2 separate regions of the Mus musculus genome follow, and region 2 is linked to region 1. The links are chromatin loops, found by intact Hi-C in ENCODE. Cell type or tissue: heart. All regions are shown on one strand. Links, peaks and the distances in the headings refer to the core of each region. The heading gives the core; the rest is flanking DNA.

The links. Hi-C counts contacts between places; a loop is a spot of excess contacts. Peaks named below come from ENCODE experiments on the same cell type or tissue, not always from the same donor. Only the 100,000 strongest peaks of a DNase experiment are listed, where the experiment ranks them.
Region 2: a loop joins it to region 1, with 4 times the contacts of the local background. A loop is called at or near these places in 13 of 42 quality-filtered maps.

Annotation. Positions count from the first base shown.
Region 1 is chr15:74,910,340-74,925,840 of GRCm38, forward strand. It overlaps the pseudogene Gm6610. Among named protein-coding and RNA genes, the nearest start is that of Gm39556, 8.4 kb to the right of the region's middle. In heart, for the core only: a CTCF peak has its summit at 9,324 (motif pointing left); DNase peaks (open chromatin) are centred at 9,442, 11,232 and 12,342; H3K27ac peaks cover 1,363 bases.
Region 2 is chr15:74,755,128-74,770,628 of GRCm38, forward strand. Ly6d (lymphocyte antigen 6 complex, locus D) reads right to left here and starts at 8,440. Exons shown (of 3, transcript NM_010742.1): 1 at 8,382-8,440; 2 at 7,624-7,722; 3 at 6,929-7,461. The coding sequence starts at 8,433. The coding sequence ends at 7,229. In heart, for the core only: a CTCF peak has its summit at 5,747 (motif pointing right); no DNase peak of the experiment used is centred there; H3K27me3 peaks cover 3,018 bases.

The DNA of each region.
Region 1 (15,501 bases), core at 4,412-12,411:
CCAGCTTCCACCCTCAACTCCTAAGCCAGGGAGAGGCTGAGAGAAGGCTCAGGTACATATCAAGAAAAGGAGAAGGCCCTTGATCCTCCCCCTGAAGTCATTCACTACACTCCCAGGACCACAAGACCATGGGATCATGGGAGGGCAAGGGCTTTTTGCCCTCCATCCTTTCTGGGATCCCCCGAAGCCTTCTGAAGTGAGATTCGGAGCCTGAAGGTCCTTCACTCGCCGGGACTTTGAAGGAAGAGGCTTCCAACTCCCAACCCAGCCCATGTGTACACAAACATACACTCAAGGCCAAGTCTTGATTCTCTAATCCCCAAGCTTCACTTTGTGTTGAAACAGTTCTGGAGACACAGGGACACAGACCCTCCCACCAATGGTAGTCAATTCACAGTTCTTCGTCACAGACCCAGAAGGAGGAGAACCTCCCAAGGGCTCCCAGCATGGGTGCCTATGGCTCAGTGTCCCTCTGTCAGCTCATCACATCCAAAATCAATTCCCTCATGCTGAGATTCCTCCCCCAGTAAGCTGCTACACCACAGTTAGCAAAGCGTTATGCACTGAGGGAAAGCTTTGGTAGGATTCTAAAGAACTGGAATAAAGCCAGGAAGGGCCAGGAAGCAGGAGTGGGTGGGTTGGGGAGCGGGGCGGGGGAGGTTATAGGGGACTTTCAGGATAACATTTGAAGAAATGGAGAAAATATCTAATTAAAAAGTTGTTTAAAAATAAATAAAAGACAGAAGGAAATGGCAAAAATAATCTATTCCAGAAAATAAAAATATTAAATATATTTTTAAAAAGTTGAGCGTCGAGTTTGGGGGTGAAGATGTTAGTATTTCCCTTCGTGGGAAGGCCCTTCTGTACTTTACCATCAAGAGGAATTTGAAAATCCTTTCAGGCAGCCTAGAATTTATTACAAGATAGATACCATTGTGTGAATTTAGGGGCTGGTGAGATGGCTCAGTGGGTAAGAGCACCTGACTGCTCTTCCGAAGGTCCGGAGTTCAAATCCCAGCAACCACATGGTGGCTTACAACCATCTGTAAGGAGTGTCTGAAGACAGCTACAGTGTACTTACATATAATAAATAAATAAATCTTTTAAAAAAAGAGAGATTAAAAAAAAAAGGACTGAAGGTTTGTCCCAGAGACTGTTTAGTGCTCAATGTTTTGCTCACAAGTGACTATGAACAGATTCTCAAAGCAGCTCGGCTACTCCCAGCCTCAGTTTGCTTGACCTCGGTTTCTGAGGTCACTCCTAGTGCCATCCCCACACCAGGTACAGCATGAGCAGAGTGAGCCTGTGGGGATAGAAAATATTCAGGGAAACATGCACTTGACCTGAACACACCTGGCTAGTGTATGCATTGCGTGGCATTAGCTGTCATCTACAGAATACAAGAAGCATAGGATGCTGCAGGCCCTATGTGTACAATGCACCAGCCCATGTGAGGGACTTGAGCAGACACGACTTAAGATATCCATGATGTCCTGAGGACACTGAAGACTGACCATGCCATTAAGTAAGCCAATGAGAGAAGCAGGCACAGCCTTCCTGAGACCCAGTCACACATTTCCACTACCCAGTGAAGGCCTGGCCTCGCTCACAGTCTCTCTCCTGTTTGATTTTCTTCACTCGCAGTTCTGAAGCAATGGCTAATTTTGATCATGAAGGTATAGCAAACACGCTCGCCCAGCACCAGGAATCCTCTTCCCCCTAAGCAGACCAGAGATGTCCTCTGTACAAAGGCTAGGCAGTTGGACAACATCTCAGCCCCTAAGTACGGTAGCAGCTGCAGAAGTCTTGAACCAGGAGATCTTGTGAGACCCCCGGGACCAGCTAGAGGCTACCTCCTCCCTGCACAGTGGGCCACTTGGGTAGTGGGTGGAAGAGCTGGGTCACCTCCCCAGACATGCAGTCAGGTGGAGACATAGCCAGCATAGAACCCATGCAACCAATGTCACAGCACAAGGCTCTGGCCACCAGAGAGACACTGGGCAGAACTTGCTGAGACCCACCCCAGAACTAGAACTATCAAACACAGCTGCTCAAACACATGTGCACATACATGAACAGACATTCAGGCATGTACACAGATGTACACACACTCACAGCATGTCCATAAATACATGCATTCAAGTACATACTCACAGGAACACATACCAATAAATACTTGTACACTCACCTACACACAATACCACACAATACCACACACACACACACACACACATACACGTTTAGAATATATCATTTTAATACATCTAAAGGTATTGACCTAATAGCTAAATATTTACTCTCATTTAATGCCTAAAGAAGTTATCCTATATTTCTTAAATAGCTGAGTCAAGGAGGGTAATTTTCTCTTTTTAAAAAAAGTGCTTACCCGGCTGGGGAGGCCAGATGAATGACACCAAAGCACCCACCCTGGGCTGGCTGGCCTGTGGTGGCCCTAAGAAAGCCACCAAGCACCTGCCACGGGCACCACTGTGATGGATGGATGTATCATGGAGGGATAGGAAGGATGGTAGAGAAAGCACAGCCGAGGAGATGATACACGGTAGAGAGAGGTGAACTGGAGACTTGTCGGTGGTGAGGAACAGGCAAAAGAAGAGGTTTTTGGTCAGATCCTGGCCCAGTCTGTCACCAAGGGCCCTGTCTGGCTCCATGGCTCTCCTCCAGCTTGCGTCTGTGTCAATGTCTGTGTCCTGAGTTACCACCAAAGGCCAAGCGTCTGTCCCTGGTATGGGCTGCCACCAGAGACCATGTGGATATCCGAGGGCCATGCTGCCATGGGGAACATGCTCATCTGTGCTACCAACTGAGACCATGGAGACATTTGGGACCATGTTGCTGCCAGAGTCATGTCTGGGTCTGTGGTCCGGTGGCAGTCAGGGTCTGTGTTGATGTCTCAGGCCCATGTTACCACCACAGGCCATGCAGATGTCTCTAGCTGGACTGAGGCACTGTGCTAGGCTGGCTCCAAGGTCATGAGAGTGAGAGAGCTGTCGCTGCCCCTCACTGGCTGCAGCACTTGGGAGAGCAGATCCTGCACCTCACCTGGGCAGCTCAGTAAAGCTGGCCCTGGTGGCAAAGGTGTACATGAGCTTACCCCAAGGACATGAGAGCAGGAGAGCTGACCCTGCCCCCTTGCTAGCCAGGGTAGTGTCGGAGAGCTCACCCTGGAGGTATAGGTACAGGAGAACTGGTAGGCTGACCAACTCAGCTACAACCTAGGCCCAGATCTAGGGTTTTGAGTTGACCTATACCAACATCTACCCCATCTATGATCTGCTGGAGCATGTGAAAGGGCCGGTCCTGCAGAACCAAAGCTGCAGGATCCCCACGGCACAGGGCAACAACAGGATATCTGAAAGGAATTCCTAGGAGGATCTAGTACTGATAGTGTAGCAGAAGTCAGGGGCCTGGAAACAGACCAGTGATTCATTGCAGTGAACGTTTGCAAGTGAAGATGTGGGGACAGAGGGTGCACTGAGGAACACACCGTGACACACTCTGTCTTCCGTGGCAATATGTTTTGTTTTGCTTTTTAACTCCTATTTTATTTTATGGGTGGAGGGAGGTTGTAAGGGGGGGAATGGTGGATACGAAGGGATGAAGAGATGAGTGGGATTCAGGTGCATGATGTGAAATTCACAAAGAATCAATAAAAAGTTTTTTTGTTGTTTTGGTTTTTTGTGTTAATGTTTACATTAGTATGTGCGCGCGCACGGGCTTGGGAAGTAGCAGCAACACCACACCTGCTGTCAGGGCTCTTTCTTATCTATGAAGCACTCATTCCTCAGCTCAGAGCTTACATTCACTCACTTCCACAGTCCCCTCCCCCACTAAGTAAAGCGTCCCTTTCAGCTCTGCCAGGTCTGACCCCCTCTCTCCTTGCTCCCATGTCCCCTTCTGAAGCTGTCCAGGGCAAAGGGTGGGTCCCTCTCAGGAAGGGGAGGCTGGGAAAAGCTGGCAACCGCCTAGATCTGGTCAGGCTGCTGTCCAGAGATTGGTTGTCTGTAACAGGGTTTTAGCAGAACCTTTGTATCTGGCATGAATCTGGAGTGGTGGCCTCTAAGCTTTGAGGTAGCCTTTTGTCACTGATCATTTTCTGGAATTTTATGGAGTTAGTCTTTTGAAGGGTTCTCATAGCCTTTGCAAGACAAAGCCTGGCAAACCAGGATGAGAACTGCTTAGGAGATGAGTCTTTTAAGACAACCCCTAGATCAGATAAGAAGCTTTAGTGTGTGGAAATTGACTTATGCCTTTTGTATAACAATAAAAAGAGTTAAGCCTGGAGCTGGGGGAGGGCAGAGCAGGTGGGGAGAGCCACATAGCGGAGACAAAGTGGCAGGGGAGTCAGAGTATGGGTCGCTCAGAAGCCATCCCCAGAAAAAAGGCTAACAGGCATATACTATACAGATGTCTCCAAGTCCCCGAAATAATTGTTCCTTTCAGACAAACTTTCTGGAAGCTTTTCCCTGCTCTGGTGACCAATGTTTCCTTGGGTGACAGTTCTGTAGACACAGGCAAAGAGCACGGTGCCAAGAAAGGTACTCAGTCCTTCCCTCTCACCTCCACAGCCAGAGTCCACACCATCCAAAGCTGGTGGGATTGGAAGCAGCCTGCCACCCTCTTGCCTGGACTGCAAGGGCTTGGCTTCTCACGCAGAGGCCAGGGGCCACCAGACAACTCTACCTTGGTGTTCTCTCTGGACATATTCAAGTGCTGGTAGGACCCCTTGTTTTTCTTCCTTACTAGGGTTGGACTTCAAGCCCAGGACGAGTGGGAAGCAAGTATGGAAATCACAAGTTCTGAAGGCCCAGTTCTGAAGGAAAGTGAGGGCTTGCCAGAGCTCCACACTCTTCATTGCTAGGATACAAGGCCTCGCTGGGCAGCACGATCATACTATCCACCATACCACCGACCCTGTACTCTCTCCCTTTCTCTCTCCTCTGCTCACAACATGTATAAACACATTGCCCATGGCCTAACACATCAGCCACAACTTATACACACGCACCCCCATATTCATTACTCACACACACCCAGTGTTACACCCCTCACATGTACATAAACATATCCCAACCACAGCTTGCACACACATACACACACACACACACACACACACACACACACACACACACACACCACACGGCTCATTGGTCAGTGGTGAACAGCAACGATCCACCTAGTGAGCTTTCCCAGGAGAGCCCAGCCTGGCCACCCTCATAGACAGTGTGGGCTGATCCACCTCAAAGCAGAAAGTCAATGTCTGAGAAGACTGACTTCATTAGATCATGTGTGCATCTGTGTGTGGGCCTCTGTGTGTGTGCACACACCCTATAATTATAGCTGTGCACCTGCATGCCCAGTTTGTAAAGTGCTAGGGATAGAACCCAGAGCCCCGTGTATGATCTACTAAACTTCATCCCCAACCCTGAAGGTATCACACTTCTGTAGAGCCAAGCACAAGCCACCTGCCACAGGCACATTGTCAGGATACTGGGTCATGAGTTCTTGGCCAGAGGCCTGACCAGCATGAACAGTGCATAGTTCGTCCTAAACTCAATCGGAGTGGCTGGTTCTTATGTGAAGGTCTCATAACACATCCAGCAGTCCTTTGAGTTTGCCTTATGCATGTTTCTATACTGGCTCTTGACACAGCTTGAGGTCCAAGCCTGCAACAAGTGGCCTTTGGTGCTTATCCATACTGTGGTGAAGGTTGAATAGCCCCTCCAAGCAGAGGGCGCAACACTCAGTGTTGACTGGTGTTCTGAGCTGTAACTACTAGAGTATATAGCAGCATATGTCCCAAGGCCCGAGAACTCCTGGTCTGACATTTGGTTCTAAGCAGAAGGTGATTCTTGATTAAAGATCAGGGGAAAGAGAAAAGTCCATTTTGTGCAGCTGTCTGTCTCACTGTCCCCTCTGAGGTACCAGCAGTGCGCAGCTCAGACTGTTCTTCCAGAGAACTTTCTGTGGGAGTGTTCAGCCTTTCCCAAGCCCTCTGCATGTCTCAGCCAACAATGGAGTAGGGCAGGCACCAGATATGGCCACTAGACAGAACCCCAAGAACCTTCTGCCCCTTTTACTATGTGGGGCAAGTAAAGCAGCCCTTGGCAGACCTTACATCTACAGAGGCCTCAATCTGGTGCCAATCCAGAACTTAGCACCATCAGCTCCTATTGGTTATCTGCTACCCAGTCTTAAAGACTGAAGACTGGGCAAACTGGTGTCAGGAATGGTGTGGGGCTGTGACAGATGTTGCATACGTGGGAACAAGATGATGGACAGACTAGAATTCTGAGCAACAGCAGTAATCCCATCCTTCTGGAGATTGAGGCAGGAGGATGCTCAGCTTGAGGTCAGCCTGAGCAATAGAATGAATTCAGGGAGACAGAGTTAAAGGCAGAGACAGAGAGTTTTAATCTCTGTCTCTTTAGTCCATGAAACATATTAAAGTAGTAAGGCAGACTATTGAAGACCATCCTAACAAGTGCCCACCCTTGTGGGATTGTAGGTGGGGTATTGGTCTCAATTCTCAATTCAACATGAACTAATAGTGGTTTAGAGCCAAGGGATAGAAGACTTGGTGGATGAAAAACCTAAAAAAGAAAACATCAGAATGCAGAGGACACTGGCAAGCCAGGGTCCCTAGATGTCACCTGAAGGATGCAGATGAGGAACCTGCTCAGATATGGTGTGGAGTCTCTTTTTTTTTAAGATTTATTTATTTATTATATGTAAGTACACTGTAGCTGTCTTCAGACACTCCAGAAGAGGGAGTCAGATCTCGTTACGGATGGTTTTGAGCCACCATGTGGTTGCTGGGATTTGAACTCCAGACCTTTGGAAGAGCAGTCGGGTGCTCTTACCCACTGAGCCATCTCACCAGCCCAGGTGTGGAGTCTCTTAATAAACTTACATAGCAGAGTCCAGAGGAAGAACCCAAAAGAGCCCAGGTTTCCGAGCCAAACTATAATATATGGTTAAACCATGAGTCTTTGTCACCTTAAAGGTGATTCCTGTAAGGACTCAGCAAGAAAGGAGACAGAGATCATGGCATGGCCATGGTTGCATGGCTGGGAAATGTCAGCCAATCCTCTGAGGAGCTGCAGAGTGAAGGGGGACGCGGCTGGGAACTGGAGGAGCCACTGCCCTCATTAGAACGTGGAGAAGAGCTTGGTCTAACTCTGTTCCTATCCCAATATTTTTAGAACTTGCAAGTGAAGAATTAGATATTCAGCTGAAGGCATAACTGAGCACTGTGTGGCAGGCATGGACTGATGCTTTTGAAAGCTTAGAGCAGACTGGAGAAAGAAAAAAAAAAGGATTCCAAAGTAGAATTTTTAATCAAAAGAAGAGAAGTGTAAAAATGTACAAAATTCTCCACCTACTCATTAAAGAAATGGGAAAAGTTGCTCAGGGAGAGCAAAAGTGTGGAGCCCGATGGTCTTGCTACAGTCAGGAACCATCCATTCCCAAGAAGGAAGAATGATCACAAAAGTATCGGCAAGATCACCCAACAGCCCCTCTGTCACAGGCCTGCAGTTTCCGGGGGCCTTAGAGACAAATTTATTTCAGGTGTTGGGGAGGGAAGGGAACAGGGGTGCTGTCGCTTGCTCAATCCCATATCACACAGCTAGCTTCCCACTCCACCACTTCACTCCTCAGCGGCCTATGTAGTCTTCCCCAAGCCTCAGTGCTATAATGGCATAGCTGTATGTCTGCCTACACTGCAGAGGGTCCCTGTGAGCTTTTAAAGCTAGGCAGACCCACTGTGGGAACCAGTCCAGATTGTCCCAGATACTACAGTTCCCCACAGAACTGGACGGGGCTGTGTGTCTTGCTCCTTACACAATACCTGAATGTGGACAGCGTGGTCCTCAGGCATGGATAGACCTGCTGAAGGCACACCCTCCCCCACTGGGGGCCATGCAGCAAGATCACGGACAGAATTCTTGGAAACATCCCGGACACCTTCCCTTGCCTCAGACTTCAACAATCCTACAATAATCACAACAGGATACTGGTATACCAAGCCTGCTGCCCAGTTTCGTGCTTCACCGGGAAGAGATCCAAGGCTGAGTAAAACAAAGTAAGCTCGGTGTTACACCCTTTAGGAATTTCAGGTCCATTTTATCTGCCAATTAAAAAGTTTAAAGATGGGGGGTCGGGCAGGGCTCGTGGATCCCAGACACAGTAGACAGCAACAGGCACAGGGAAAGTACCTACCAAGCAGCCAGGGGATTCCAAAACTGAAACCCAGTCCTCTGAGAGGTCTTGGGTTTTTTTTTTTTTTTAAGTGGTTTTGGTGGTACAGAGTGGAGGCATATTCTACAACACTGCCACTTCTCGTTTTCTTTCTGCCTCCTTCTCCGTAGTGTTCTCGGAGCTGAGTGGAGTGCTCAGCACTTACTTGCTACCAGCACTTCAACCCGTTAGGACTGTGCTGCTCTGGGGAATGGAGGTTTTGATCAACAGCCCCTGGGCTGAGGGGAAACCCTTCCTCCATTTCCTACCTCTAGCCAGAGCTTGACTGAGATCCTGTGTATGGCAGGCCAGACTCCTGCAACACCCCCCAACTTCTTACACAAAGTTTCCCTTTGTTATTGTTATCATGAGTTTTGAGTGCTTTTAAGGGCCTTATGGGGCTAAAAGAGTGGATCAGCAGTCAAAGAGCTCTGGACGCTCTTCCAGAGGACCTGACTCTGATTCCCGGCACCCACATGACGGCTCACAACCCTCCTGTTCCAGGAGATCCAACGCTTTCCTCTGACCGGTGTTGGATACAGCATGTATGTGGTGCACAAGCCATACATGCAGGCAAAACACCCATACACATAAAGATAAAAATGGAACATTTTTAGCTGTAGCCCAGTGGCTGAGCACTTGCCTAGCGTGTTCTAGTATCTGACTATAGACACAACACCTCAGAAGAGAGGAGAAGACTGGGGTGGGGAGAAGGGAGCTACTTCTCTTGACAGCTTTTTGCCCAAAATAACAGCCTCAAGATTCCCTCTTACTGGCCCTTGGTCCTGTGAAGGCTCTATGCCCCAGTATAGGGGAATGCTAGGACCAGGAATGGGAGTGGGTGGGCTGGGGAGCAGGGGGGAGGGGATAGGGGATTTTCTGAGGGGAAACTAGGAAAGGGGATAACATTTGAAATGTAAACAAAGAAAATATCTAATTAAAAAAAAGATTCCCTCTTACTTTCTAATTCAAATGACATTTTAAAAATGCTGCAGGCAAGATAATACCCATAGTTCCCTTGGTTCCTCTGCCCTCTACTGGTGAGGTCTCACCCTTGAAAACTTTCCCTTCCCACCAAAGTCTGAGTGTGCACACAGGACACTCCCACAGGAACGGGCGTGTGCATTCTGGTCTCCCCCAGCAGGAGGGGAATCCTGTTGGTCTGCATGGGATAGAGTGGTGACTTCACAGACAAATCCCTGTTCTAAAAATGTGATGAGGCCAAGAAAGAGAGAAAGCCAACAAAGCGGCTGGAGGTGCCCTTGCTGGCTGAGCACGGCCTGCAGGGAGGGGCCCACGGGTTCCAATCACACCCGGTAGAGCCCATGTTGCAAGTGATGGGGCCCTATCCCTGCTGCCTTAGTTAGGGTTACTTTCCCTGTGAGAAAGCACCATGACGAAAAGCAGCTTGGGGAAGGGAAAGTGAAGGGACTGAGGTAGCAGAATAAGCTCCATTTTGTTGAAGACTCCATTCTAAGTTAATTTGCCCTTAGAGAGGCATGGCCACTACCCTGTGAGGTCTGAGAAAAAGCATGAAATGTCCCTGGCAGTTGCAAAATAGACACAGCAGCTGCAGCGAGCTGATAACAAGAGAGTGGACTAAGAAAACATAAATCAGCTGGGCAGTGATGGCATATGCCTTTAATCCCAGCACTTGGGAAGCAGACGGATTTCTGAGTTCGAGGCCAGCCTGGTCTACAGAGTGAGTTACAGGACAGCCAGGGCTACACAGAGAAACCCTGTCTTGAAAAAAAAAAACAAAACAAAACAACAAACAAACAAGAAAGAAAGGAAGGAAGGAAGGAAGGAAGGAAGGAAGGAAGGAAGGAAGCATAAGTCTTTCCTAGGTCAAGATGCTCCTTTTGGAAGTGTGGTCGCTCCTTGTGGTATAACCAGGGTGCTGTAAAACAATTAGCTTCAAGACCAACATTCCTTTACCCTCTCATATAACGACAAGGCTTAGAAACCCCTGCCTGCAGCTTTTCCCTGTATAAACCCCCTTCACCTACACCTCGGGGCCCATTCTCCTATCCCGTTACATCAGGAAGGTGTGTGGCCCAAGTTCAAGCTTGAATAAAGACTTACATGTGCTTGCATGGGAGTTATGGTTCCAGGTGGTCTCTGGGGTTTTCCTAGTCTGGGTACCACAAAAGACACACTTCACTTCAGCTTCCCCATCATTGTCTGCCATTAATGGAAGTCTGGGCAGAAATTGAACCAGTAATTTGTTTCTCTTCCTGTTGCGGTTATGCAAAATAAATCTTTCACTTCTCATTATTACTTGTCGTTTTAGTGGTGTGGGAGTCAAGGCCTAGGCTCTGTCTCTAACGGCACCTACCACAGAGGGAGCATAGGAAGAAATCAGTGAGAAGATAGATTCAGGAGGAAGCCAGAGATAGAGGGCTCAGGGGCACAAACCCCAGGGGCTCATTGCCTTCATTCAGTCTTCTACCTCCTACCATCTCCCATTGATTAAATCAGAACCCTCAGGATCTAACTGTTTACAAACGCCTCACCTTGAGTTTTACTAACCTGCCAGGTATTTCCTGACCTAATCTAGTTGACAACCATCAGGCACCCTAAAATCTGTTTGGGAGAAGAGTTTCCATGTGGGTATTCATTTGTGGATCTGAGGAACCATTTACTGGATAATTGTGCTATCCAGATAGTTGGAGCTGGACCTCTGGGATGACTCAGCAGATGAAGGCACTTGCCTAGCAAGCCTGAAGATGTCGATGCCATTCCAGTAACCCACCGAAAGGTGAAAGAACAGAGTTAAGCCCGCAGAGCTGTCCTCCTAGCCAATGTTGGGATAGACACCGAGCTTCGTACGTGATGAACCGTGACCACAGTGGAGGTGTGGGGGTTGGGGAGACAGTAGAAACAGCACAATAACTTGGCAGAGTTGGAGTTTTCCTGTTTCCTTCCACAGTGGCTTGCTATTCCCCACCCCTTCTGCACCCCCACATCCACTGAATATCCCATCAGCTGTGCCTTCTGCCCCACTGGGAGCAACTTCAAGAAGCTCTGACTGCAATATCCTGAGTTCCACCCTTCTTTCTCCTGTGGCCCTAGGCTGAGAGAAGGCAAGAGCCATGCAGTGTGACTCACAACCCTGGCATCTACTAATCATAGTCCTAGGGAATATTTTATCATCCGTCCCTACTATGTGGAGGGTTTGTTTCTCTGTGTTTCTTATATTTACCTTATACCCAATTGCCAAACATGTCTTCCTGGTTCCAAGAGTCTAGTAAACAGCTCTGGGGCCTTTCCTGGGCTTGGTTTAGTTTTGTTTTGCTTGGTTTTGTTCTTGTTGTTTACCCACTCGCTACTTACTGCTCAGTCTAGCCTGGAACTTGCTGTATAGACCAGGCTGGCTTCAGACTCACAGAGATTCCCTTGCCTCTGCCTTCCAGAACTTAGAGATGTGTTGTAAGTATATGCCTTTGTTTTGTTTTGTTTTTGTTTTTTCAAGACAGGGTTTCTCTGTGTAGCCTTGGCTGTCCTTCTCATTTTGTAGACCAGGCTGGCCTCGAACTCAGAAATCCTCCTGCCTCTGCCTCCCAAGTGCTGGCATTAAAGTCGTGAGCCACCACTGCCCGGCAAGTATATGCCTTTTAAAGGTAAATTGTTTTCACTTGCGCAGAAGACACCATGACAAGTGGCCGGTGTTGGCAAAATAGTTATTGCCTTTATTACCAATAAAGGTTTAAAATGTATCCTTTATTGTGGTACATGGTTCAGTAACAAGCGAGCTGAACATGAATTAATTCGTGACATTTTTCTTAACTTCTACACACCCATTAGGCAAGAAGTCACATGCTTTATGCAATAAAATGTGAGAGGTAGTTCCCATTAAATAGTACTCCCATTAGAAGAATCAGTCCAGAGCCCACAGAGGTCATGTGGCAGAGTGACCTCCAGAGACTTCAAAGCCAAGGCTACTAGGAATGCTGTGACTTCAGCTATGCTCCCTGTGGGGTCACACACGTACTAAGGAAAGCCAGCCTGAGGACACAGGGCCTCCCTGCAGAGAAGACAGAATGCAGGCCTCCAGCTAAGGACCGTCACAGCCTGGCCTGCAGCAACTGGTCTGTGTGTGGCTCTCTCTGGGCATCAGCTTGAGTAGTGTCCAGAAAGTGGTAAACGGCCCCTTGCACTGTGTCTTCGAGGGCACCAAGCAAATCCTGAGGTAAAAGCTATTACCAGTAGCTTAACTGGGCTTTGAGAATCACAGCCTCAGACAGCTCCAGCTGGGACCCAATCTCTTGCTCTCCAAACAGCCTGGGAACTGCCATGTGGCTTCCCACTTTCTGGAAGAAGTAGAGACCAAGCCTTGGTCCAAAGCAACTAATGTACTAAAATCTGGCCTGTTGGCAGCCTTACAACAAGTGGAGAAATACAACCAGGTCAAAAAAGATCCAACACTTACCCAAGCTCAGCTACCAACACTGTGGCTGGCAGCAGCCCCGTGTGTTTCTCGACTTCAAGACCAGGTTAGTAGGAGCATTCTCCTACTGGGAAATTACTCACTCCCACGGGAGGCTGCTGAGGGCATGTAGGTATCCACATCTAACCTAGTTAATCCTGGTGGCTTTGCGGGATGCACAATTCGCCTTTTGGTCTCCCAGAAGCCAATGGCTAGTTTTTATGCTGGTGGGTTACTCAGTCGCTGCCATCCTGTCCTGCTGAAGGAGCTCAGCCTAGCTGGGTACCACGCAGCAGGCAGAGCACAAGGTCAGCTCTCCGGGATCCCAGCACCAGCGCCTGTCCCCAGGGGACTCCTCTTCCATACCAATATGAAGACATCTTACAGACTTTGAAGATTTGCCTGGAAAAAGGAACTCCACAACAGAAGATGAGGCCATCTGCTAGGCCAGCCAGGGGTCCTATGGACGGACAGCTGAGAGCCCTTTGAGATAAAATAGCTCGCTTAGAGGGGACAAAGCCAGCCAGTTCCCTTAGCAGAGTGAGTTCCCTAATATAGCTCTCCTGTCTCTGGGCTGTGATTTCCTTATGGCCAGGGAAGTAGGGCAGTAATGAACGCTGCTGCCACTAGAGGGCGCATAGGATCCTGGGTTGGGGAAGCAGGGAGGAGGAGGGCTCAGAGGGCTCAGGAAGGCAAGTGGGGTACAAAAGGGAGCTGGGAGAAGGAGGTCTGTAGAAGAGCCTCTAGAAGTGGGGTGGGGGGAAAGCAGCCAGAAGGAAGAAGACAGGAGGAGGCATATGAGATAAAGCTCCCTGGGAGCTGAGCCAAGAATCCCAAGGATGCAGAGGTCATCCGAGGGCAGAGGACAGATAAAAACCAGACACCACCTAATGGGATGGGGGGAGGTACTCCCACCATAGCTGGAGAATCCAGAGACCCTATCTCCCATGAGTTCTGATATCATGAAGACTTTATTGAGGAGACTGGGCTCTACTAGGAGGCCAGAGGCCACACAATCTGTACAAAGGGCGTGGAGACTCTTGGCAGAGTTCTGGCCCCTTTCTTCTCTGCGTCTTTAGGAAACCAGAAAAGGAGCCAAACTGCTGTGAAATCCCCATAGCCCTCAAGAATAGTTTCTACTTTAGTTAAGAATAAGTTTCGGGGAGGTTCCAAGGCTTTGCTTGTGCAGATCAGGCTAAAGGCCGAGTTCAGAGGAGGCCGACGAGAACCTGAGTCCCTGGCCTGCAGTCTTTTGACTTTGGCGTCCTCTCTGGAAAAAAAAAAAAGATTTCTGAGCAGGAAGTCAAGTGTGGCCACTTTTCTGAGGTGCTGGAGGAACCTTAGTCTGTGTGTGAGCAACAAGTGTGGCCATCAGCGCCTGAGCGCTTCAAGGCTGAGGCTACCGTCAAAAACAATACATTAAAACCATTCACCTACCCATTTCCAGAGACAAGGTTCCTTCATGCAGGACCCAATGTGTATAAGTTCAAAATCAGATATGGCAACAGTATCAGAAATATAAGATCTTGCAAGTTTTACAGAGAAGACTTTGGGGGGAGGGGGCGAGCAACCTTGTACCAATTCTCAAACACACTGTGTAAGAGGAGAAGAAATAGAGGATAAGGGAGTTATCATCCAGGAGCTGGAGGGTTCTATCCGTGCAGTCTTGGCAAACATGGACAGCCTGCAGCCCTTTGTTACAGAACACTTCATTGTATTTCCCTATAAAAGCAAGTGGGAGAGGGTTTCCCACCTGAAGTCTAAACATGAAGAAATCATCCTGACCCCCTGACCCGTTTGTTTTTACTTTGTATATAGAGATGAAATGGTTTGCTGAAGACCTGCCTTCAGGAAACCAGCAGATGATATTCCTCTTGAGCTGGTCCTAGCTGGGAAGGAAGCAGAAGAAGCCACAATGATGAAGTGGAAACGGAAACTCGTGGAGGAGCCCAGCTCCCCTAGCAGGCCAGGGTCACACGGGGCCAAGATGGAGACTTCTAGTGAAGCTTCCAGCAATAAGAAGCCTCTGAAGGAGAGCAAGAGGAGCAGGGACGAAGAAGCCCAGCAGGAATACCAGGATCCCCCAGCTTCTAATGCCATTGCTGTCAAGGAACAGGGTGCTATGTTGGGGCATGGCCTACAAGGCTTGGTTGTCCCTCCACTGCAACACAGCAGTCCACCACCCCTGAAAGAGCCAGGAGCCAGAGGCTTCTTGAGGTTTCTAAATGCTCTCTTCCCGTTCCAGTACTTCTTCAAGAAGAGCAGTCAGTGAGCCTTCCAGGACCACAGCACGGGGCAGGGGTCAGCATAGAAAAGATGTCCTCTTGCAGTAACTCCCCCTGAGCTACCACACCTTTTTTGCTTTTGTTTTATTTTTTTTTTCTTGCATTTATTTTGAGACAAGTGTTATTGTATACAGCCCAGGCTGGCTTCAGTCTGTGCCTCGGCTCCCAGTGCACTCTCACGTGCCATCCTTTTCTCCTGACCCCGGTCAAGGTCATGGGGACAAGGGTACCAGACCGAGTCCTCCCATGAGTTTATCCTGTTGTTTGCCTTTGGTGTTTCCTATGCAAACCAGTAAGAACAAGGCTAGAGAGATGGTAATTGAGTGCACACTGATATTGCAGAGGGCCTGAGTTTGGTTCTCAGTACTCATGGCAAGCAACCTGTACCTCAGCTCTATCAGGATGGCCTGGCGCTTTCTGGCCTCTGCAGAAACTTACGCGCCCCCCCCCACGCCCTGTACCCTCATAATCGGAAGAGCAAAACAAAACAATACTAAGAAGGGCCAGAAAGGCATCTTGATGATAAAG
Region 2 (15,501 bases), core at 2,459-10,458, 160 kb before region 1:
AGTAATTGTGGCTTCATAGAATGAGTTGGGTAGAGTACCTTCTACTTCTTTTTTGTGGAATAGTTTGTGTAGAACTGGAATTAGATCTTCTTTGAAGATCTGATAGAACTCTGCACTAAACCCACCTGGTCCTGGGTTTTTTTTTTTTTTTTTGGCTGAGAGACTATTAATGACTGCTTCTATTTCTTTAGGGGATATGGGACTGTTTAGATCGTTAACTTGATCCTGATTTTATTTTGGTACCTGGTATCTGTCTAGAAATTTGTCCATTTCATCCAGGTTTTCCAGTTTTGTTGAGTATAGCCTTAAAATGGCTATCTTGCCAAAAGCAATCTACAGATTCAATGCAATCCCATCAAAATTCCAACTCAATTCTTCAACGAAGTAGAAAGAGCAATCTGCAAATTCATCTGGAATAGCAAAAAACCTAGGATAGCAAAAACTTTTCTCAAGGATAAAAGAACCTCTGGTGGAATCACCATGCCTGACCTAAAGCTTTACTACAGAGCAATTGTGATAAAAACTGCTTGGTACTGGTATAGTGACAGACAAGTAGACCAATGGAATAGAATTGAAGACCCAGAAATGAATCCACACACCTATGGTCACTTGATCTTCGACAAGGGAGCTAAAACCATCCAGTGGAAGAAAGACAGCATTTTCAACAAGTGGTGCTGGCACAACTGGTGGTTATCATGTAGAAGAATGCGAATTGATCCATTCCTATCTCCTTGTACTAAGCTCAAATCTAAGTGGATCAAGGAACTCCACATAAAACCAGAGACACTGAAACTTATAGAGGAGAAAGTGGGGAAAAGCCTCAAAGATATGGGCACAGGGGAAAAATTCCTGAATAGAACAGCAATGGCTTGTGCTGTAAGATCGAGAATTGACAAATGGAACCTCATGAAACTGCAAAGCTTCTGTAAGGCAAAAGACACCGTCAATAAGACAAAAAGGCCACCAACAGACTGGGAAAGGATCTTTACCTATCCCAAATCGGATAGGGGACTAATATCCAATATATATAAAGAACTCAGGAAGGTGGACTCCAGAAAATCAAATAACCCCATTAAAAAATGGAGCTCAGAGCTAAACAAAGAGTTCTCATCTGAGGAATACCGAATGGATGAGAAGCACCTGAAAAAATGTTCAGCATCCTTAATCATCAGAGAAATGCAAATCAAAACAACCCTGAGATTCCATCTCACACCAGTCAGAATGGCTAAGATCAAAAATTCAGGTGACAGCAGATGCTGGAGGGGATGTGGAGAAAGAGAAACACTCCTCCATTGTTGGTGGGATTGCAAGCTTGTACAACCACTCTGGAAATCAGTCTGGCAGTTCCTCAGAAAATTGGACATAGTACTACCGGAGGATCCCGCAATACCTCTTCTGGGCATATATCCAGAAGATGTTCCAACTGATAAGAAGTCACACATGCCCCACTATGTTCATAGCAGCCTTATTTATAAGAGCCAGAAGCTGGAAAGAACCCAGATGCCCCTCAACAGAGGAATGGATACAGAAAAATGTGGTACATTTACACAATGGAGTACTACTCAGCTATTAAAAAGAATGAATTTATGAAATTCCTAGGCAAATGGATGGACCTGGAGGGCATCATCCTGAGTGAGGCTACCCAATCACAAAAGAACTCAAATGATATGTACTCACTGATAAGTGGATATTAGCTCAGAAACTTAGTATATCTGAGATATAAGATACAATTTGCAAAACACATGAAACTGAAGAAGAATGAAGATCAAAGTATGGGCACTTTGCCCCTTCTTAGAATTGGGAACAAAACACCCATGGAAGGAGTTACAGAGACAAAGTTTGGAGCTGAGACAAAAGGATGGACCACCTAGAGACTGCCATATCCAGGGATCCATCCCATAATTAGCCTCCAAACGATGACACCATTGCATACACTAGCAAGAGTTTGCTGAAAGGACCCTGATATAGCTGTCTCTTGTGAGACTAATGCCAGGGCCTAGCAAACACATAAGTGGATGCTCACAGTCAGCTATTGGATGGATCACAGGGCCCCCAATGGAGGAGCTAGAGAAAGTGCCCAAGAAGCTAAAGGGATCTGCAACCCTATAGGTGGAACAACATTATGAACTAACCAGTACCCCGGAGCTCTTGACTCTAGCTGCATATGTATCAAAAGATGGCCTAGTCGGCCATCACTGGAAAGAGAGGTCCATTGGATATGCAAACTTTATATGCCCCAATACAGGAGAACACCAGGGCCAAAAAGTGGCAATGGGTGGGTAGGGGAGTGGGGGGGGGGGTTATGGGGGAACTTTTGGGATAGCATTGGAAATGTAATTGAGGAAAATACCTAATTAAAAATATTTTTAAAAAAGAAAAGTAATTCAGACAGACCATATTCTGAGCCATCAAGTAAATCTCAATACATGCATGGGCAAGGATCAAAATGACTGGAGAGATGGCTCAGTGGTTGAGAGCACTGACTGCTCTTCCAGTGGACCTGGGTTCAATTCCCAGCAACCATATGGTGGCTCTCAACCATTTGTAGTGGGATCAGATATCCTCTTCTGGTGTGTCAGAAGACGGTGACAGTGTACTCACACACATTAAATAAATAGATAAATAAATAAATAAATAAATAAATAAATAAATAAATATTTTTAAAAAGACAACTGGGAAGAAAAACAAGCTATGTTATCCTATAATAAAAGACCATAAAGCTAGAGAAGGAAGGATAAAGAATAACATCCCAGGTTGATTTATGTTAAAAAAAATAAATCATACCTTGGATGGCAATGGACTTTGATTAAAAGTCTGTGGCAGTGGGGTTAGATAGAAGGCTCAGTGGATAACACTCCCTGCTATACAAGCCTGACAACTGAGTTTGATCCCTGGAGCCAATTGCAGAAGGACAGAACCAACTCCCAAAAGCTGTTCTCTGACTCCTCTGCTGTGGTGTGTGTGTGTGTGTGCCTGCACTGTCTCCCAAGTAATAGAAAAAACACTATCAATGACAACAACAAAGATTTAAAAATTATCAGAACAAAATTGTTACAAATGTCCAGAAGCCGTGTAACCGCACATTTCTAAGTAACCCAGGGGGGCAAGAGTAGCATCAATCAGGAAGTCAGAAAATATTCCTGGCAGATGGAGAAGACACAGCCCATCACAGCCTCTGATGCAGTCACAGCAAGATGCCCTGAAAGCATTGTTGTAGCAGATGCACAGGAAGTGATGTTGCAAGCGGGAGAATGGTCCCAGGTGAGAAACCGGAGTCGGTGCAAATCAAACCCAGAGAGGGCAAAACATAGCAAAACATGAGCAGAGCTGGAGAGACAGCTCAGTGGGCACAGTGTTCCGTGTCCAAGTCTGAAGACCTGGGTTCAGATCTCCAGCACTGTGGAAAAGCCCGGCTAGCCACTGTGGATGCTGAGTGTCTATGCACTGTTAGATCAGAAGGCGCCCTCTGAAGAAACGTTATTCTGAAATGATGTTTGGAGAGACACCTGAACTTCTGCGCTTGGGAAAACAAAGCAGGTTCTGTTGCTCAGAAAATGAATACCTGAAAGATGGACTAAGTGGTGTCTGTCTGAAAACACAGTGGGAAGGGCAGGCTGGTGGGGGGGGGGTCACTGGGGCTCCCTAGCCAGCCAGTCCAGCCAAATCTTCCAGCTCCACTTTTCAGAGAACCACTTTGAGTCAAAAACATTTATGGTAGAGAGTTATAGGGGAGATACTCAGCATCAGCCTCTGGTCTACACACACACACACACACACACATACACACACACACATATACACACACATGCATACATACATACTAAAAGCAAAACAGGGAAGAAATCAGTGAAATAGAAAAATCAAAACAGTAAGAGAATTGGTCAATTCTAAGGCTAGTTCTATGAGCATGCCCAGAATGAGCACCAGCCCCCTTTTGTCCATGGCTGGAACAGATAAAGGGCTTGCCAGAAGCCAGACCCAGGTGAATGACTAGAGGAACAGGAGATAGGCAGTCTTTATGTTCTTTGTGAGAAATAGGCTATTAGTCTGAGCTGCCAATGAGACTATAGGTCACACCCATTGGGATGGTGAGGACAATAGATGCTCTGGGTAGGCTGGCCCTCTTAGAAGACACGATCAGTTGGGTTTTGAAGTTTCCCTACCTGATCTTTGGAAGTTGTGCTTGGTTGCCTGGTGTGTCTTTTACTAAAGCAAAAGAAACAGTGTCTCTCCTTGCCCTAGGTAGGTCAGAGATCTGCCCAGACCTTTTCGTGGCCGCTAGGTGCCTTCCTGAGGCTGCTTCTAGCTAGGATCACCACTGGGGCCTTCTGTTGGGCTTGGGCTCCTGTAGGAGGAACTCCAGAAATGAGGGACTGGACTGCCTGCTTCCCACTGACCCCAGGCTCTGTACACACACACACACACACACACACACACACACACACACACACACACACACACACACACACGGTTGTGTGTAGCTGGAGAGAGCTCCCAGCTTTGTAGATACTGCCATGGGCTGGCCAGCCTGGTCAGTGGGGGTTGAAATTAGGTTAGATTAGGTCTATGAGTGCCAGAGAAGCTGTCCAGTGAGATCATACAAGGGAAGCAGAGCTGAGTTTGAGATGCCTGTAGACTTCAGGTGAGAAGACAGAGCTTGGCTGGGGGATTTGTCTGTTCTGTGGCCTCTTGCCAGCCGCAGATGCTGTTGTGTTCCATTGGAACCCCAGTTAATTTAAAGATTTTTATATTTGTGAGTACACTGTACATTGTTGCTGTCTTCAGACAGACCAAAAGAGGGTATCAAATCCCATTACAGATGGACCATGTGGTTACTGGGAATTGAACTCAGGACCTCTAGAAGAACAGTCAGTGCTCTTAACCACTGAGCCATTTCTCCAGCCCCCTTGAGTCCACTCTTTGATGGTGGCTATGCAACCTTTCCCTGCTAATTGAAACATGCAGAAGGGAGGCTTGTTGAGACTCAGGACATAGAGGGGGTTTACAAGGCTCAAGAAGTAAATAAGTCTCGTAGGTCTCAGGAAGCCCCAAAGCTCACAAGATTCATCAGCTCCATCCCCCCAGGCTTCTACAGGTAGAAGACAGGAGACTCTATAAGGATGAACCTTTCATGAGCTGTCCCCCAGGCTGAGGTGGGAGTTTTCGTGACATGGCTGCCTTTGAGTCACCCATGTCTTCAAGTGACCATTCACACACATTCCTTTACACAGCCTCCAAAGGACCTAGATAAATTGTTCCTTTGCCATCAGTGCCATGTCTGGGGTTCATATCTCACCAGAAAAGGACACACAACAGCTGTCCTCTACATGTCAGCTGTGGCAAGCCATCATAGACCCAGCTGATGACACTGGTTCTTCCTTCCATCCTGGAGCTAGGTGGTCTGTGGGCTTCCTGATTTCTGGGGTGGGACTACATCCTTTCCTGTCTCCAGGGAGCTGTCAAGGGTCTTCATCACTAGCATTCCTATGCCTGACCTGATAGGGGGGCACTTAGGAGTCACTTCCCAGCTCCCAGACTGTTTCCACACTTGGAAATGGTTAGAACTTCAGTTTGGGCTTCACTAGCCCTCTTCTCTGCCTAACTCCCATGTGCAGGTAGCTTCTATGCCCAGAATACTGCAGAGCACCTGCAGAGAGGAGCGGGAAGTGTTGCGAATGGAATGTGGCTAGCCTGGCAAAGAATTCCCTCCTAACAGGTGTCTTCCGCCGCTTGACTCTGCTGACCACAAGGGGGTGCACTGGCACCAGGCTTGGCCCTCAGCTCCAGGTATGGCAGTCACAGGGAACAGCCACCACACAGCAGCCAATGCAGGGTGTCTCCCGTGTCTCTTAGAAAGTTTCCCAATTTCTTGGGTTGGGGCATGTTCCTTCTTGCCTTTCCCTCCATCTCTCTTGCTCATGGTAGATGAATGTCCTACAGTGTCTGGTAGACAGGGTGGTGGCTCTAGAGCAGACCAGCTTCCATTACAGACAATGGTGGCTGGGCGTGGGAATCTGTGTAAAATATCCCAGGCTCAGCAGATCCAGTCAGCGCCTTGCTCTACGTGAGGACCTGGAGAGGCCCAGAGAAAGAGACTCACTGGGTGGAGGTACCAGGGCTCACCCCAGACCAAGCAGTAGCTTACCTAGACATTGAGGCTTGGTGGCTTAGGGAGTTTCGATCATATGCCACCTCTCACAGCCCTCTTTCGGAAGCAGGGTGTTTAGTCTTCTTTAAGGATCAGGGTGTAAGTGCATAAAGAGAAGAGGGACCCTCACTATACCACTGTCATCTGCAAAGGGCAGGGTTTGCCATATAGGCCCACCTTCGTGGGCATGCAGGATAGTAGCTACAGTGGAACGGGCTAGCCTGCTTAGCAGCAAGGAGGACTGCATGTTTGGATATCTGCTGAATACCTGTACCTTATCCAACCACACGGCCTCACCCTATTCAGGAAACTACAGAAATCTAAGTAGCACCCAGGGCCTAGGCAGCATCAGGAACCTATTTCATGGGAAAGCAAGCAGTGGGCCTAGATAGACGGTCTCTAGGGCTGTACTCTGCTTAGGGCCCTTCTAGTCTGCATCTCGTCAGCTGGTACTGAGTCACACCTCCCACCCCAACATACATTCATCTGGAAGAGTCCCTAAGGAGTGAGTGAGGTCCTGGTAGCTGGACTCACCTTGGACCTTGGCTATGTGCAGTGCCCTTGAAACTCTATGAGGAACCTTGGGGAAACAATCTCAGGGTTGAGGCCTGGGTACACTGTCCTTCCTCCCCACATGGGACTTGGAGAGAGTTTGCCCCTTCCAAGATGGAGGTGCCTTTCAGGTCCAGTGCCAGGAGCTACTGCATGCTGCCCAGGCTTGCCCAGGGTAACATGTACCAGAAAACTTACTATCCCACTCACGACTCCACACAGCCACAGTATTGTTAGATCATTTATTTCCAAGTAGAAAAAAAATAACTGGAACAAGTACAAAATCAGAGGGGTGGAAGCATGTCTGTCCCCCATCTTCCATGCTGGGACACAAGCCACATCTTCCTGTCCTGGGGGAGGCACTGTGCTATATATGTCATCAGCTCTTGGTGCCCACCAAGACCCAGCCCCAGCCTTGAAGGGTATCCCCCAGCCTTAGCGCCTGGTGCCTCCATCATGGCTAAAGCATGGGCCGTGGGGACACTGACGACTAGAAGGGAAGGGGCAAGGGAAATTCCAAGCAGTACATTACAGGCAGAGAGCCATAACAGTGAGCAGGCTGAGGCTCGTTGCCAGGCCCAGGGTGACACTGCTGAGCAGGGCATGTCCAGGTGCAGCGCTGACCAGCCTCTCGTTGCATAGGTCAGTCTGGCAGCATTGTGTGACCTCGGAACCACTGCTGACATGGCCCTGCTGGCTGTAGTCGGAGGTGCATGAGTTTGCACACTCTTTCCTCACCAGGTTCCCATTCAGAGGCTCCACTGCACACAGAAAGGAAAAGGGCATCAGGCCTGACTTAGTGTACCCTGGCTCCCACCGAGCATCACCCACTCTTGACCACCACTTTCACCACGACTGGCCCATTCCCAGGATCAAGCCTAGGGCTGATCTCTTGGCCCTGAGGGACTTGGGCTGCCACTCACCTGAGGTGACGGTTTTGCAGAAGTAGAAGTTGGACGGGCAGACCTGAGGGTTCTTACAGTTGGCACTGTTGGTGCACACGTGACATCGAAGTGCCCAGGCTGAAGGATGAGGGTTATTGAGTCAGTCAAGTAAAGGTCTTTGCCCCAACCAGAGCCTTCGGAATTTGTCACCCTAACCTCTGCCCCAGATGCCACAAAGCTCGTGCCTGTGTTTGGCTCAGAGGGTGTCTAGATATTCCTTAAAGCCCTAGAGAGGACATTCTAGTCAGTGCCACCCCTGGGCAGAGGTGAGAAAGCAGAGGGAGTACGGAGAAGAGAGACTTTTCAAGAACCTCAGGAGATTCCTGGTCTTTGCTAAGTGTCCTCCACACCAAAGGTCTGAATTCTGAAGAGCCCGGAGAAAGAGGGACTTGACCACCCTAGTGTTGCCCAGGACAGATAAGAGGTGGCAAAGGCAGTAAGGGAAACCTCTCAAGATATCTCCAGCTCTCCTCTCTCTCAAAATGCCCCTTTTCTAAGAGTTAGTGCAAAAATTGCCTGATTCTGAAATAGTGTGATTTTAAGATCCGGTGAGTTAAGATATCAAACTCATTTTGTTTTAAATGTTAAGAGCCAAGCACCCCTAGCGTTCTCCGAGCCTAAATTCCATCTTCCCTCATTTGATGACATTCTGTCAAGCCCAGCCTGCCTAGGGATGAGTGTCTAGCATCTAGACAAAGCTATCCACCCCTTCCCAGCCCCCAAGTGCAGCCGCTCACCTGGGCTAGTGGCCACAGCCAAGACAAGGAGGACGAGCAGAGCTGTCTTCATCCTAAACATCATCTGGAAGCACTGGGGACCCTTTCTCTCCCCAGATCTTATAGATGAGACAGGAGCTGTGGGAGGATCGAGGGCAGGCCAGAAAGCAGCATGCAAATCAGGTCCACCCCACCCTTCCTGGCCCCATGCCCTCAGTACAGGCTTGGCTTCTGCCACCTGGAGGGACTGGAGTGCCTGGTCCCCTCAGCCCCGCAGCCTTCCTGAGCAGGGTTGGCTGTGGTCAGAAGCCTGGCAGACCATTCTGGTTCTTGCTCCAGACACTGGATGCTGTTGAGTCTCCATCCCTCCTGCTGTTGTCTCTGCCGCTCTCTCTGGCTCTCCGTTTCCTTGTGGATTGCGTGCCTGTACCTGGGTCACCTTGTCTTTGCCTTTCTGTTTCTGTCTGTTACTCTCGGCATCTAATCACCACTGGGTAACTCTTTCAGTCACAGCCTATGCTGGAAGTCTCAATACCTACAGGTTGGGAGGCGCAGAGCACCTTCTTCTGCTCTGGGCTCAGTGCATCGTTGACCCAGTGGGGACTTGGATCAAGGACCCAACCCCAGGGGAAACAAATGGTCCTTGTGGAGGTGACTGTGGGGTCAGGAGAGAGAAGTGAGTCTCTGTGTGTGCTGGGTATGGCCAGGTTAGGGCTATGAAGATCCCAGATCAAGTGAAGCAAAGCTATGGCTACTTGTTGGGGTCAGCGGACAAGTGTCCTTAGAACTTTCATGTGGTTCTTCTTGAGGCAGGTTTTGGACTTGGCAGGACCTGGAATCTGGAAGTCACTTGGATAAGAGCCCCTGGAGAAGGTCCAGCTCTGTCCCAAGCCTTCCCCTGTGTTGCTAGGTAATATCTGCCTCCCCTGGATTTGCTTATGGCACCTGGAAGGCCACAGGAAAGGCCTGAAATTCAGGGTCCCTGCTTCCTTGGAAAGGCCCGTACAGCTCCAGCCCCTCTTCCCTGAATACATCAGACATAGGGAGAATGAGTGGGCAGAGGGATAGGAGGGTGGTTCTGAGCCTTGGGAACAGAACTTGGGACTCCGTGACAGGGCGGTGACAGAAGAGTTGGCAAACAGGGGAAGATGAGTCATTGGAAAACTGCTGGAAAAACAGGTTTGGAGCTACTCCTGGGCTCAGTGGAGTTCTGGGGTCTGGGAATGAAGGGCAGACAAGAAATGGGGAGTCTGGGCCTGAGATTGAGAGCAGGGTGCAACAGGCTTCACACTTACACCCTGGGTAGGAGGATGTATCGGCATGCTTGCTTGCTCCCAGGGACCTCAGCCTTCATGTTGGGTCTTGGATCTGTGAGATCCATGGTGAGAAGGGTCTTTGTCCTTGGAAGATCTGCTAGGAGGATGTGTCAGCTGTCTGTTCCCAGCTGTGCTCTATAGAAGTATAAAAGAGCCACATACTAAATTTGTCCTTAGAAGACTCTGTGATTCCGGTGGCAGGAGCACTTGTGGGTATTGAGGCACTCAACAAGGGTCCTGTTGGAGGTGGCCAGGCTGGAACTTGGAGGCAGTTACACATAGAATGGGCACAGGCACCATCAGTTCCCTCACTGTCTGCTGTCCGTACCCACTTCATGCGGAGCCACTGCTTTGAGAACATGGGCCCTCTAGGTCCTGGTTCACAGCTTCCGGGGTCTGGGGCTGAGATCTAATTTCCCCCTTGGAGATGTTGGCAGAAGAATATTGCCCAAGAAGTGGGATGAATGGGACACAGGGCAGGGAACACTATTGTCTGCCCCTCAGACTTGGCTGTTCCCTTATCTCAGCAGGACTGGCCAGGAAGTTGAGAGACAAGCCTGGACTTCTGTCTGGCGCAGAGGTCACCCTGCTCATGTCTCTCCCCCTTGCATTCGTGGCTGAGACACAGAGATAACAAGAACCACGTGAGCGGCTCAGAAGAAAGGCATATGGGTGAAGAAAGAGCAACAGATCACCACAGCTCTTCTGAAAGTACAGTCCAGGGGTCTTTCCGGGCCTGAAGAGGGCACTCAGTAGACAGGTCAGATCCCTAGGCTGAAGGTATTCAAACACCTTGGGGTATAAGGTGTAGGCACACTCCAGGATCTCCCAAAGCCACCCTGTACTTCAAAGCAATTCATTCATTCATTCATTCATTCATTCATTCACTCATTCATAATACTTTGTAAGGACCTCCTGTACTCTAGTCACTACTTGTATAAGGGACCCTGGGGGAGGAGAGAGGCAGGGCACAGTTCTGTGCCACAGACTAGTAGGAGAGAGGGACACAGATATCATTGCTCTGTGTAGTGCACTGAATGAGTAGGGCAACTAGAGAGGTGGGGGCGGGAGCACTCTTGGAGTACTGAATGACCTACGTAGATCTGTCTAAGCTGGGACCTGAGGTTGGTGCCCATCAGCTGGTGAAGAGGACCCCACCAAGGGCCCCAGAGTCTTGGCTTCCCACGCCACACCCTAATGCTAGCTCTTTTTCTGCAAGGCCTTGTAAATTCTCGGTGAGTCAGACAACAGAATGAGGAGTGTTTCCCTGGGGCCCCTTCTGTCCTTAATCACATAGGTAGAGCCTTGGATGACACAGAGATAGGCAGAAAAATCCTTGTCAGCATCACTCAAGAAAAGGAGCCATCACTTGGCCTCTAGACCTGGGGCTTTCCCTCCACAGTCCTTTCTCCTGGCACAGGAGTAACCTTTATGCATGGAGCCACAAACCTAGACATGGGTACTGCTTACTTGTCTGGCGCCTGGCATAGCCTTCACACACCTTAAATTATTCTTGGGGGCCCTGGCCACCACCACCAATTGGCTAGAGGCACCTTCTCCCGCCATTCGTCTGTCAACCATTCATCCATGAGCCAGTCATGTATCCATGTACACATTCATTCACTCATCTATTTTCCATCACCTGTTTATTATTTATTCATTCACCATCTATCAGTCAATCATCTAACTCTGTCCATCCATCTGTCTATTTACTGTCAAACTATCATTTATGCACCCTCTATTTTCTACCCATTCATTCACTTATCCATCCCTCAATCAGCTTATCTATCCATTTATCAATCTATCATTCAACCGTCTCCTATTATCCACTTACTTGATAATCTACTTACCAGTCCATCCATCCATCCATCCATCCATCCATCCATCCATCCACTTACTCATCTGTCCACCTGTTCACTCATCCACCTATCCTTCACCCACCTATAAAACTACCCGTTTGCCCACCCATCCATCCTCTATCCATCCACCTATCCTCCTGTGGATCTATGTATCCATCTGTCCAGTTATCTACTCTCTCTTCCACCCATTCATCTACCCACCCATCTTCAATATACCCATCTGTCCATCTATCCATTCATCTATCTGTCTGTCTGCCTGCCCACCCATCCTGTAAGTATGATTTGCAGAGTATCATCCATGCTTATGTCTTTATGCTGGACACATGGGAATATAGATGTACACAAGGCACACACAGAGCTCAGATTTTCATGACATCCAGTAAAGATCGCAAAATGAGTTTCGAGACATCAAGTATGAACAAAACAAGTAGGTTAGGACAGCATGGGGAGTGATGAAGGCTTGCTGGGTTGAGTGGTCCAGGAAGAGCCAGTGGGCCATATTTTGTTAGCAATGAGGACAGACTTGAGATGAGTTCAGTTGTAAGATTAAGTAATGTGATGCCTCCCTTAGTCATAACACCAGTATGGGTGATTACATCGAGTGCTAGCCAGTTTCTCACCTGCGCTCCATCCCCAGGATGAGGTCTTGACAATCCCTAAGATACTTCCAGGACTTTTGGGTGAATTCCTACCCCACCCATCACCCCCTCCCCTATGACTCAGTGAAGACTTGCTCTCAGAGGAGTCTCATCGAGCTCTCCACCTATCCCAGAAAAGAGCTACTTGGTCTGCAGCATCTCTGCCCTCCAGGCCTTCATCCTTAGCCTATGACCTCCACTGATGGTATCTGTTGTTGGGAGACTAAAAGTTGCACTAGGAGAGAAAGCTGACATTGTCAGGGATGGGAGTCAAAGTTGGCAAGACTAAGGGCGGCAACACAGGAGCCTGTGACACATGGGTAACTTAGGGGATAGGAGAGGACTTGGGGAAAACAACTCCAGTTCTACCCTGAAGGGAAAGGGATGACTTCCCCACACTGCTGCCCTATTGACCTGTCTGTCATTAGTGCTACCCTTGGAGAAGGTGGCTGTCCTCACATGATGGATGGGAGGCTGGGCTCTGCTCCTTCATCCTCGCGTGGTTGAGGCTAGATCAGGAGGCTCAGCCAAGTGCCCTCAGGATCCCACTTTGATGCTGGATCCAGGGCAAGGGCCTGTTGCTCGTGAGGAGTTTGCTTGGTGCTGTAGTCTTCTCTGGGTGTGGGGATTGTCTCAGGACAGGGAGGAGGGTCCTAAGTTCCCCTGCCAGGGATCTCCCAAGGAGCATGCTGTCTGCACCCAGAGTTACATAAGAGGGAGGAGTGGACAGGTCCTTGGAGTGCAGAGACACCAGTGCCCAGAGTAGAGGAGACATCATATAAGAGATCAAGTCAGATGGCCAGCTGGGGAGATGGAAAGAATTAGAGAGAACTTCTCACTGGCTGTCACAATGGGCTTAATCCTGGGGCTAGCCTTCCATTTCTGGCTGCACTAGGACCAGCCTTAGCCCTGGAGAGTTCTAGTTGCTTCTTCCCCACCCTGGCCTCTGTTGAGCACTTGGGGAGCCAGTGCCTCAGTGGTTCCTTGTGTGTACCAACCTCTTTCATCTATACCCTCTGCAGGCCCTGGGGGCTCCTATCTGGCTCTCTCTACCTCTCAGCCAACCCCATGACCCTCAAGATTGAAAGCTATGCCTATGTCCCCAACCTCACCATCTTCCAATCACTTCTTTCCTAGAGCCAAGGCCTTGACCCTAGACATGGCTGGATGGTGTCCCTCTTCTGCTGACCTAGGTGCTCTTAGGATCAAGCCCAGTCTCCCTACCTTATCCTCCCAGCCTACCATCCACCCATTTGCTCATCCACCTATCCTTTACCCATCATCCATCCTCCATCCATCCACTTATCCTCCTATGGACCATCCATTTGCCCAGTTATCTACTCACCCTTCCATCCACTCATTCATCTACCCATCATCTGTATACCCATCTGCCCATCTACATCTGGCCCACTGGCTCTTCCTGGACCACCCAACCCAGCACAGCCCCCACCACTCCACCTGCTGTCCTCACCTATTTGTCTTCATGGGCCTTGTTTATATTTGATGTCTCGAAACTCACTTTGCTGTCTTCACTGAATGGTGTCCTGAGAATCTGAGCCTTCCTAGGCTGGCCACTACACTTCCCATTGCCCGCTTTCTCAGGGGCTCTACACTCTTAGCTCCTGCAAGCCCCTCAAGCCACCTCCAAGCTTTGCATGTGCTATGCCACTGTGGGTCAGGAGCCCTGGTACTTTCCCATGGCAGTCAGAATTTCTCTCTCTCTCTCTCTCTCTGTGTGTGTGTATGTGTGTGTGTAGGCCTCTGCTTTGGCAACCTTAAATGAACGTGGATTTTCAGCTTGGCTGGCAGTTAGCATCTCTTGCCCCAGGGCAGGGTGAGTCTGTTGTCATTAAGGGATCCAAATGTAGTAAGAGGCCTGGTTTCAGGAGGCTCCCTGAGTGTGCTGACTGCAGATGTGTGGTCGCCCTGAGAAGCAGAGAGAGCTCAGGCTGCCTATAGCATCTACCTCCCTAGGAGTTGTAAAGGTTGGTTAGAGGGTATTCTAGAAAGTTCTGTGTACAACCACTTCCTCTTCTGAGACAAAGAAGCTCTCTTAGCTGCCCTGCCAGACTTTTGAAAACAAAACCCGGGGAGGAGACGGTTGCAACCACACAATGGCGACTGGCCCATCTGGTTAGACTGTAGGAGAGTTGGTCAGACAGGAGAGAGCCTGATGTTCCTGGATGGCTGCCTCACAGCTCTGGGCCTCGGACTCCAGAGAAGTGGGCTGGCCACTCAGGGAAGGCATACCTAAGAGATGCAGGGGCTGAGGTATGTCCAGGTTTCAAGGGGCCTTGCTCAGCACCCTCAGCTCATTCAGTTCCTTCTCTTGCCCTCCGCAGCTGCAGTTATGTGGCAAGGTGAGAGCCCTCCCCACTGTCCTACCATGCTGCTCCCGAGAGCCAGTGCTCCAAAATGTTGGCCAGTGCATGGTTCTGACTTAGACAGTCTTTGAGGGCATTGTGAGGCAGGGCACTTGAGTCTAGACACTAAGGGACTGTGGCCCTGTGAGGTTAGGAGGTGTCTTCTGGAACTCGTGAAAACACACACAGGGAGGTAGCAAGGAAGGAATGAGAGGGTGTGTCCTGGCTCCTATTGCCTGGGGTTGTAGCAGGCAAGGGCAGGGATGCTGAGTGGAGGGCCAAGTACCATTCTCCCAGTAGAGGAAAACACCACCTGGGAAGGCTCTGTGCCAAGCCCAGGCAGTGGAAATCATCCCTGCTAGGCACCTGCAAGGACACCCACTATCACTTACCTGTCCTGGATGTTTGTCCTTGTCTTCTAGAAATATAAGGAACAGAGTTTTGCACTAGGCAAATACTGTATCTCTGAATTCTATCTCCAGCCTCAGTTGTAAAGAGTAAAGAATTAGGAAACAGTGAAGAGACATGTCTTTTAGCCTCTGGGCAAGATGCAGAAGAGCAGGGTGAGGACCTGGGGCTGGATAGGTAAGCTAGCAGGCCCGGCAGCTCTCAGAGGCCTGGAGACAGGGAAAACTCAGGGCTACAAGCCCCAAACCTGAGCAAGCTCCTAGGCTGCCCCATACGGGACAGAGCAGGCTCTCGCGAGACCAGAGCAGGTATGATTGTGTTAGATGTCAACTTGAAAGAATCGCCATTCACTTGGGAGACGAGACTCCAGCCATATCCATGAAGGATTATCCTGATTGTATTATTTGAGGTGAGAAGACCCACCATGGTTGGGATCCCGAATTGTAGAAGTAGAGAAAAGAAAACTGACTAGGCTGTGAGAGGGTTCAGGAGTTAAGAGCACTGGCTACTCATCCAGACCAGCCTGGTTTGGATGCCAGCACCCACATGGCAGCTCA